Linked DNA regions of Homo sapiens: regions 2 and 3 are each linked to region 1. Evidence: read pairs that join two places in POLR2A ChIA-PET (ENCODE). Cell type or tissue: Panc1. All regions are shown on one strand.

Evidence for each region. Peaks named below come from ENCODE experiments on the same cell type or tissue, not always from the same donor. Only the 100,000 strongest peaks of a DNase experiment are listed, where the experiment ranks them.
Region 2: POLR2A ChIA-PET joins it to region 1 with 5 read pairs; 2 of 35 experiments call an interaction of 5 or more read pairs at or near these places.
Region 3: POLR2A ChIA-PET joins it to region 1 with 5 read pairs; 2 of 35 experiments call an interaction of 5 or more read pairs at or near these places.

Annotation. Positions count from the first base shown.
Region 1 is chr7:3,507,988-3,510,487 of GRCh38, forward strand. The region is part of intron 1 of SDK1 (sidekick cell adhesion molecule 1); the gene reads left to right. Among named protein-coding and RNA genes, the nearest start is that of SDK1-AS1, 160 kb to the left of the region's middle. In Panc1, no CTCF peak of the experiment used is centred here; no DNase peak of the experiment used is centred here; H3K27ac peaks cover 884 bases.
Region 2 is chr7:3,789,937-3,792,436 of GRCh38, forward strand. All of the region lies in intron 4 of SDK1 (sidekick cell adhesion molecule 1), which reads left to right. Among named protein-coding and RNA genes, the nearest start is that of SDK1-AS1, 440 kb to the left of the region's middle. In Panc1, no CTCF peak of the experiment used is centred here; no DNase peak of the experiment used is centred here.
Region 3 is chr7:3,420,049-3,422,548 of GRCh38, forward strand. The region is part of intron 1 of SDK1 (sidekick cell adhesion molecule 1); the gene reads left to right. LOC124901577 (a long non-coding RNA gene) reads left to right here. Exons shown (of 2, transcript XR_007060196.1): 1 at 1-2,500. Among named protein-coding and RNA genes, the nearest start is that of SDK1-AS1, 69 kb to the left of the region's middle. In Panc1, no CTCF peak of the experiment used is centred here; no DNase peak of the experiment used is centred here.

The sequences.
Region 1 (2,500 bases):
CCTCTTTTCCCTTACTTTCCTGACCCCATATTTTCTACTTATTTTCCTTCTGGCTGTCCCTTTGTCTGTCTGGCTTCTGTTTCTCTGACCAGGCATAAACTGCTACTGATAGTCAGGGTGTTGTCCATTGTCCTTGTTGTTCTACAAACTGTTGCCTTGTAATCTCGTAATTACCATCCAGAAGCTGGTGTTTTCTGAATATTTTTTTTTCTGGTTTCAGATTCATGTGGACAGTTGGCTGTTGACTTCTCTGTCCCTGAAGCTCTCAAAAGTATGCCCCAAATTAAGCTAATCATTACTCTTTCCTCTCTGACATCATCATTCTTCTTCTTCTTCTTCTTTTTTTTTTTTTTTTTGAGACAGAATCTTGCCCTGTTGCCCTGGCTGGAGTGCAGTGGTGTGTGATCTTGGCTCACTGTAACCTCTACCTCCTCGGTTCAAACAATTCTCCTGCCTCAGCCTCCTGAGTAGCTGGGATTACAGCTGCCCGCCACCATGCCTGACTAATTGTTGTATTTTTAGTAGAGATGGGGTTTTACCATGTTGGCCAGGCTGGTCTCGAACTCCTGACCTCAAATGATATACCCGCCTGGGCCTCCCAAAGTGTTGGGATTACAGGTGTGAGCCACCCCGCCCAGCCTTACATCATCATTCTTGAGATTGCAATTTAGATAGCTCTAATTTCAAGAGACCTTTCCTGATTCTTCAAAGTGTTCTGTACCTTTTCCATCTTGACACTTCGAACCCTAGTATTGAAATTGCCTTGTAGTGCATTGGCATTGCCCCAAACCTGTTTATTTCCCTCACTAGGCGTGAAATTCTTTGAAGGCAGGAATGGCTGCTATCAGTAGGTGCTCAATAAGTATTTGGGGATGGATAAATGAAGGAATGAATGATATTATAGGAAGTGAGTATTTTATTCAGTGCAGGATTTAGTTTGTTTTTCTGCTCTTAAAGGATAAACATATCTGCACTGTTTTAATAGAATGTTCTAGTAATATCTGTGGCAGTGATGGTGGGTCATAGCAGGCAGGCAGCAGTTGTGAACTCAGCATATCAGGGCAGCCTAAGGAAGGTGGGGTGTGTGTGTGTGTGTGCGTGTGTGTGTGTGTATGTATGTACATGCGTGTGATACTCAGACACACAGACATCCATCCATCTTAAGGTGTCAGAATATTAAGTAAGATTAAGTTGTGTTAGACAATGGAGTCTTACACAGTGACTTGACCCCCAGGATACCACTTCTGTTACAGATGCTTGGGGAGGGGTCCTCTGGTTTTTCTGTTTGTGCTGGATTTCTAATATTCATGATAGGAGCTTCTCAACCTAATCCTGGAGCCGGAGCTGCTTGGGTTTGAATCCCAGCTCTGCCAACATGTGACCTCAGGCAAATACCGTTACTTTTCTGTGTGTGTTTCCTCAGTTGTAAGACAGGGTAATGATAATACACACCTTCTTAGAGGTAATGTCTGTAAAGCAATTAAAGGGTGCCTGGCACGTGATAATTGCTATGTAGGGGCTTATTAAATACAACCACAATGTTTGGGGCCGTTGTGTTACCTCCATTTTACAGTTCCCAAAGTGAGACCCAAATAGCTGAGTGTTACGAAGTGTCCCTCCAGTAGCAGAGCTGGTCTGTCTGTCTCTGGGCCCCTCTTCCTCAACTGTGCTTACCTGCATCTTCACTCAACACTTAACCTCTGTTTAATGTCACAGGGCAGGCTCAGAGAGCAGCAGCCAGACATGGGTGTTTTCTACCTTCGGCCCTGCAGAGGATTTCTGTAAGAAAAGCAGCATGACAGAGAGAGCCCCCCAGGACATACAGAAAATGAGTACTTAGAGTCTAAATTATAGAGAATGGAATGTTAAGTCAGTGGTTCTCAGTTCAGACTGCACGTTAGAATCACCTAGTGGGCTTTTAAAATATACAGATGCCAGGGCTTCACCCCAGACTCATTAAATGAAGGTCTCCGAGTCATGAATAACATCGGTGGGTGGGGGCCAAGGACTTTCCAGAGCTCCCCAGGTAGTTCAGATATGCAGCCATGGTTGACAACCATTGACTTAGAACTGGGAGGGGGCTCCCTTATTCTCTTGTTCCTCCAGTGTTTCCTAAGCGTCGACCTTATCAAAAGTAGGTCTGACAGTGTGTTCCCAGTGCCTGGACCTGGATATTTTTTACTTCAGCTTTAATTCAAACCATTATGTGCTGCTAGTCACTGTGGTGTGGGAGCAGCAGTGCACAAGGTGGTGAGGAAGCCAGCCTGCCTCAAGGAGTTTAACATTTCCTAGGAAAGCAGTGTCTGAATACTTAGATGATTCTATAACTGACTTGCACAGACGTTCTGCTGTCACAGTAGGTATTACTGAATAATGTGGCTGCTCCAAGTTTTTTAGTTATGTTCCATGTAGTTGTGAGTCACTGCCAAGGCACTCGGTCTTCTAAAGGGTCTCTGAAAAATCACTGACGTGAGGCGGATTAATAGGCAAAAAGGCATGG
Region 2 (2,500 bases), 280 kb after region 1:
AAGTGGCAGGAGTGGTGGGAAGTTTACACACAGCATGGTCGCCAGCTAACTCTGCACCATTTCCTGCCACCACCTCTCCCCCTTCCCGAGGACCAAATAGTTATTCAGCGGAGAAGTTGAGAAAGACCCCGTAGTCCAAATGCCAGGTGTAGCAGAGTGGGAGGTGAGGACCTGAGAGGAGAAGTCTGCAGACTGAATGGTGGGGCCACTATCCTATTTTCTGCCGTCCTTCCTCAGACACCAGCAACTGATGTTTATGTCACAGTTTAGAAGCCAGGGGGCTGTCTCTGAAGAAATGGAATGGGTTCAGAGAGAGGACTTTCAGATATTTATATCTGAAAACAGAAATTATACTAGGTATTTCAACAGAGGGATTTAACACATGGTAAAGCCCCTCTCCCTTTTCCCGCCCTCCAGTCTCCTGTGGCTGCTCAATGGCAGGTTCTAACGAGGAGCCAGCTGGCAAAGGGGCCTGCAAAACCAGTCTGCAGAGAATAGTGTGGAAAGGTGGGTTTGGAGCTGAGAAATCAGAAGCGAATGGCCCACACAGAGGCAAATACCAGATCACATGGTTAAAAAGTCTAACAGTCGGCCAGGCGTGGTGGTCACACCTGTAATCCCAGCACTTTGGGAGGCTGAGGTGGGTGGATCACTTGAGGTCGGGAGTTCGAGATAACCCTGACCAACATGGTGAAACCCCATCTCACTAAAAATACAAAATTATCTGGGCATGGTGACGCATGCCTGTGATCCCAGCTACTCGGGAGACTGAGGCAGGAGAATTGCTTGAACCCGGGAGGCAGAGGTTACAGTGAGCTGAGATCATGCTATTGCCTGGGAAACAAGAGCGAAACTGTCGCCAAAAACACACACACAAAACCAAGTCTGGTAGTGGTTGCTTTTGGGCTGTGGAACTTGGGGCTAGGGAGGTTGGGACAGGGGAATATTCATTTTGGGGGCAGAAGCTAAAGTGTGTAGAAATTAACTTGACAGTAATCAAAGAGGTAGCCACCCTGCTTGGTTTGAATCACAGCTCCGTCACTCACTTGCTGTGTGACCTTGGGCAAGTTACTTAACCTCTCTGTGCTTCAGTATCCTCATCGGTAAATTGGGTCTAACAGCAGTGCCTAGTTCCTGGGGAGTGACAAAAATTATTTAATACTCTTAAAGCTCTTAGAACAGTGACTGGTATGTAGTAAATATTACATAAGTGGTAGTTTAAAAACAACAAAAAAAAAAACACCTGTACCATTAAGGGCTGAGATGGCAGACAAAACCTGAGCTTAGGTGAAGAGGAGTGTAACCTAGCAACATTGTGCTGGACTAGATGAATCCGCCTCGTGGAACTACAGCCAGTGAGTAGGAGTTGTGGAAACAGATTTAATCTTTGGGAACTGTTTTGAATTATTTAGGTATCGGGGCTCCGTATTTTACAAGAAGCTGAGGCAGAAGCCATGTCATATGGACCAGCTCATCATGGTGTGAGCATAAGGAAAGACTGACTTCGTGGCAGATGGTCATTCTAAGGTTCCCTCAGGGTCATCAGTCATGAGCCCAAAATAGCACGATGCTGCAGAGGCTGCCATCCTGAGGGATGCGGCTGCCGATGTGGTTGCTGCCTGGCCTTCATCCCCTCAGTACCCAGGCAGAGACCGAGTGGGATGGTACCACTTGCTCCCTTGGGTGGGGAGGACGATTGGAGAAGGATGAGTGGGCTCACAACAGGTGCCCACTCAGCGGAATCCAATTTCCTGTCTCTGAAAGGAGAATCAGTTTGTGAAATTGACCTTAATCAAGGGTGATCTGTTCGGAGAGTGCTCTATGGATGCCATTCTTTTCTGGGTCTTTTGGCCAGTTATGGAACAAAGCTCCTCAGTACCTGGCATTGCTTTGACACTGGCATGGAGTCAGGCATGGTGGCTCATGCATGTAATCTCAGCGCTTAGGGAGGGTGAAGCGGGAGGGTCACCTGAGCCCAGGAGTTTGAAACCAGCCTGGGCAACACAGGGAGAGTTTGTCTTTCCAAAAAATGCAAAAAAAAATTAGCCAGATGTAGTGGTTCATGCCTGTAGTCCCAGCTACTCAAGAGGCTGAGGCATGAGGATTGCTTGAACCCGGGAGTTCAAGGCTGCAGTGAGTTATGAGTGCACCACTGCACTCCCGCCTGGGCAACAGGACGAGACCCCCTTCCTAAATAACAAAACAAAATAACAAAAAAAACCCTTGCATTAACCTTAAACTGGGCCTCTCATAACTGCCTGGCTCCAGACCATTCCAGCCCCCCACTTCCATGCCCTAAAATGTCCAGATCCTGACCTGCAATTGCCTGAGGCCATGGGTCCTGAACCCCTTCACCCCTTCACCACAGACTCAACTGCATGTGCCTTTCCTCCTCCCTCTTTGCTTTCCTCTTCTCTTTCTTCCATCATTTCTAGTGAACATTAGATAATTAATTTTGTTGTTTTCCTAAGATCTACGTTCTTGAGGGCATGCACCGTGA
Region 3 (2,500 bases), 88 kb before region 1:
TTGAATCTCCTTGTCAGTGGCAAACTGGAGAGCTTTCCATACTTCTGTGCAAAGGAAAGCATACCCCAGAGCAAAAACAAAATAAAATGCTACTTAATATTCAATGTGGTGTCCTTTGAATTTAAAAGTTGTAGTGATACTATTATAGCAGAATTAACATTATTGTCATATTAGCATTGGAACTTTCCCATTTATTTTTGGCTTGGTGAATTTGAAAGTGTTGTTTAACAGAAAAGATTTTAAAAGGTTAGATGCAATAGCATTTATTTTGCACAGTTTGATGGATTGCCAGCAGCAGGGAAAACTACAACTCAGATCGTTTCAACAACTTTCTGTTCTTGGATTTTTCCTTTCTCACCAATTTTTCTTTCAGAGCAATAATCATTTTACTGTATATGAAAGAGATACCTAAATATCAGGTATCTAGTTAGGTGCTAATGAACTCCTCCTGCCCATTTTTTAATTGTTTGCTTTATCATAGCTCTAAGTAGTCGTGCTAATCTTTTAGGGGGAGGGTTAAGGAAAGATTTTACTTAATTTTGGGATTTACTTTGTCTTTTACAGAGCTTGATATGTGGCTTAACAGTAAGTAGGATTATAGCAAGTTGTTATTTTAGAGAAAGTAAACGTTATCTCATTATATTCTTTTTTAACATAATGAGAATCTTTATGGAAGAATTTGCGACAGCTCAAGAACATTTTTTAAAATTTAATTTTAAGTTCCAGGATACATGGGCAGGGTGTGCAGAGTCGTTACATAGATAAACATGTACCATGGTGGTTTGCTGCACCGATTAACCCATCACCAAGTATTAAACCCCACATGCATTAGCTATTTATCCTGATGCTCTCTGTCCTTCCACACCTCCCTGATAGGCCCCAGTGTGTGTTGTTCCCCTCCCTGTGTCCATGTAAGAACAGTTCTTTTTAAAGGTTAGTACTTGGATTGTTTTATTGTTGTACTGTTTAAGCAGCTTTGTTGAGAAAGAGTAAATTAAAGCTTTTATCAATTTTTTTTTTTTTAACAGCAAATCTGTACTCTCCTTTTTTTTTTTTTTGGTGGCCCAGGCTGGAGTGCAGTGGCGTGATCTTGTCTCACTGCAACATTTGCCTCCTGGGTTCAAGTGATTCTCCTGCCTGAGCCTCCTGAGTAGCTGGGACTGCAAGTGTGTGCCACCACGCCCAGCTAATTTTTGTAATTTTAATAGAGACAGGGTTTCACCATGTTGGCCAAGCTGGTCTTGAATTCCTGATCTCCAGTGACCCGCCTGCCCTCCTCGGCCTCCCAAAGTGCTGGGATTACAGGTGCAAGCCACCGAGCCTGGCCTGCACTCTCACTTCTAGTTATCAATGTTAAATTTATCATTTGTCACTAAATAATTATGATATTCATAATTACCAAAGCCTTTTAAAACTGCATTTTTATAATTTTTGCTACTTGCTGATAGAAGACCTTTTGACTTAAATATCTAAGTTTTAGATTGACATTAGTTTTGATATATAAGGTTTAGTTTTCAGTATTGAGCTGCTATCTGTAAACTAATTATATTTTGAAGTGAAATTAGTGGAGAATGGACATTTTCTACATTGCGTGAGCGTCTACAGCTAGAGAGTATCTCTAGGCAGTGAGGTAGCTTTCTGTTGGCTCTTAGATGGGATCACATTCTTTGGGCTTGACAGTGGATGTTATGTCAAAAGTCATAACTCCTCTGATTTAGAGATGACATTTAGAGTACTGTAGGTTTATGAGAACCTGCTCTTAACCTTAAATAACAGAGCTGCTGCCAGGGCTGCTGCCTTCCTTCCTGGTTTTTGGGTGCTTGAGACTCTTGGAAAGTGGGCCAGATGCAGTGGCTCCTATCTGTAATCCCAGCACTTCTGGAGGCTTAGGCGGGCATATAGCTTCAGTCCAGGAGTTGTGAGATTCTTGGAAATGTAAAGCATAGTTGATGAGAGGGGGAATTAAATAGCAGACCGGATGGTTCTCAAAATAAAATAGGAAATTAGAAGATATGAGGCCTTAATAACAACAACAGCAAAAATGAGATGTATCTATCTATAATGAGATTTCTGAATGTCATAATACAGAGACAATTCTGTATCCAATTAGAATAAAACTTGTTACCTTCAAGTGGAATGAATCAAATGCAATAATTCTATACCCAGCCAAACTACTCTTACATAGGTGGTCAGAGGATCAATATTTAAAAACCTGCTATTATTCTAACTTTGAATCCTTTCAGGAAAAAAAAAATTTAGAAAATACTTAAGGCATTGGTGAAGTCAAGAGTGAAAACCTCATAGGAAAGAATATGTGGCTTATATGCAACCGATTAACTTGAGTCAAATCTAAATAAATGTTAGTAGGTTGTGAAGCTAAGTGGATTCATTGACATGAAAAATACTATAGAATATAACCAACTTTTCTTAATACTGGAAGTCCTTTTGAAAAATCAAATTATTGCTGGGTGTGGTGGCTCATGCCTGTAACCCTAGTAAC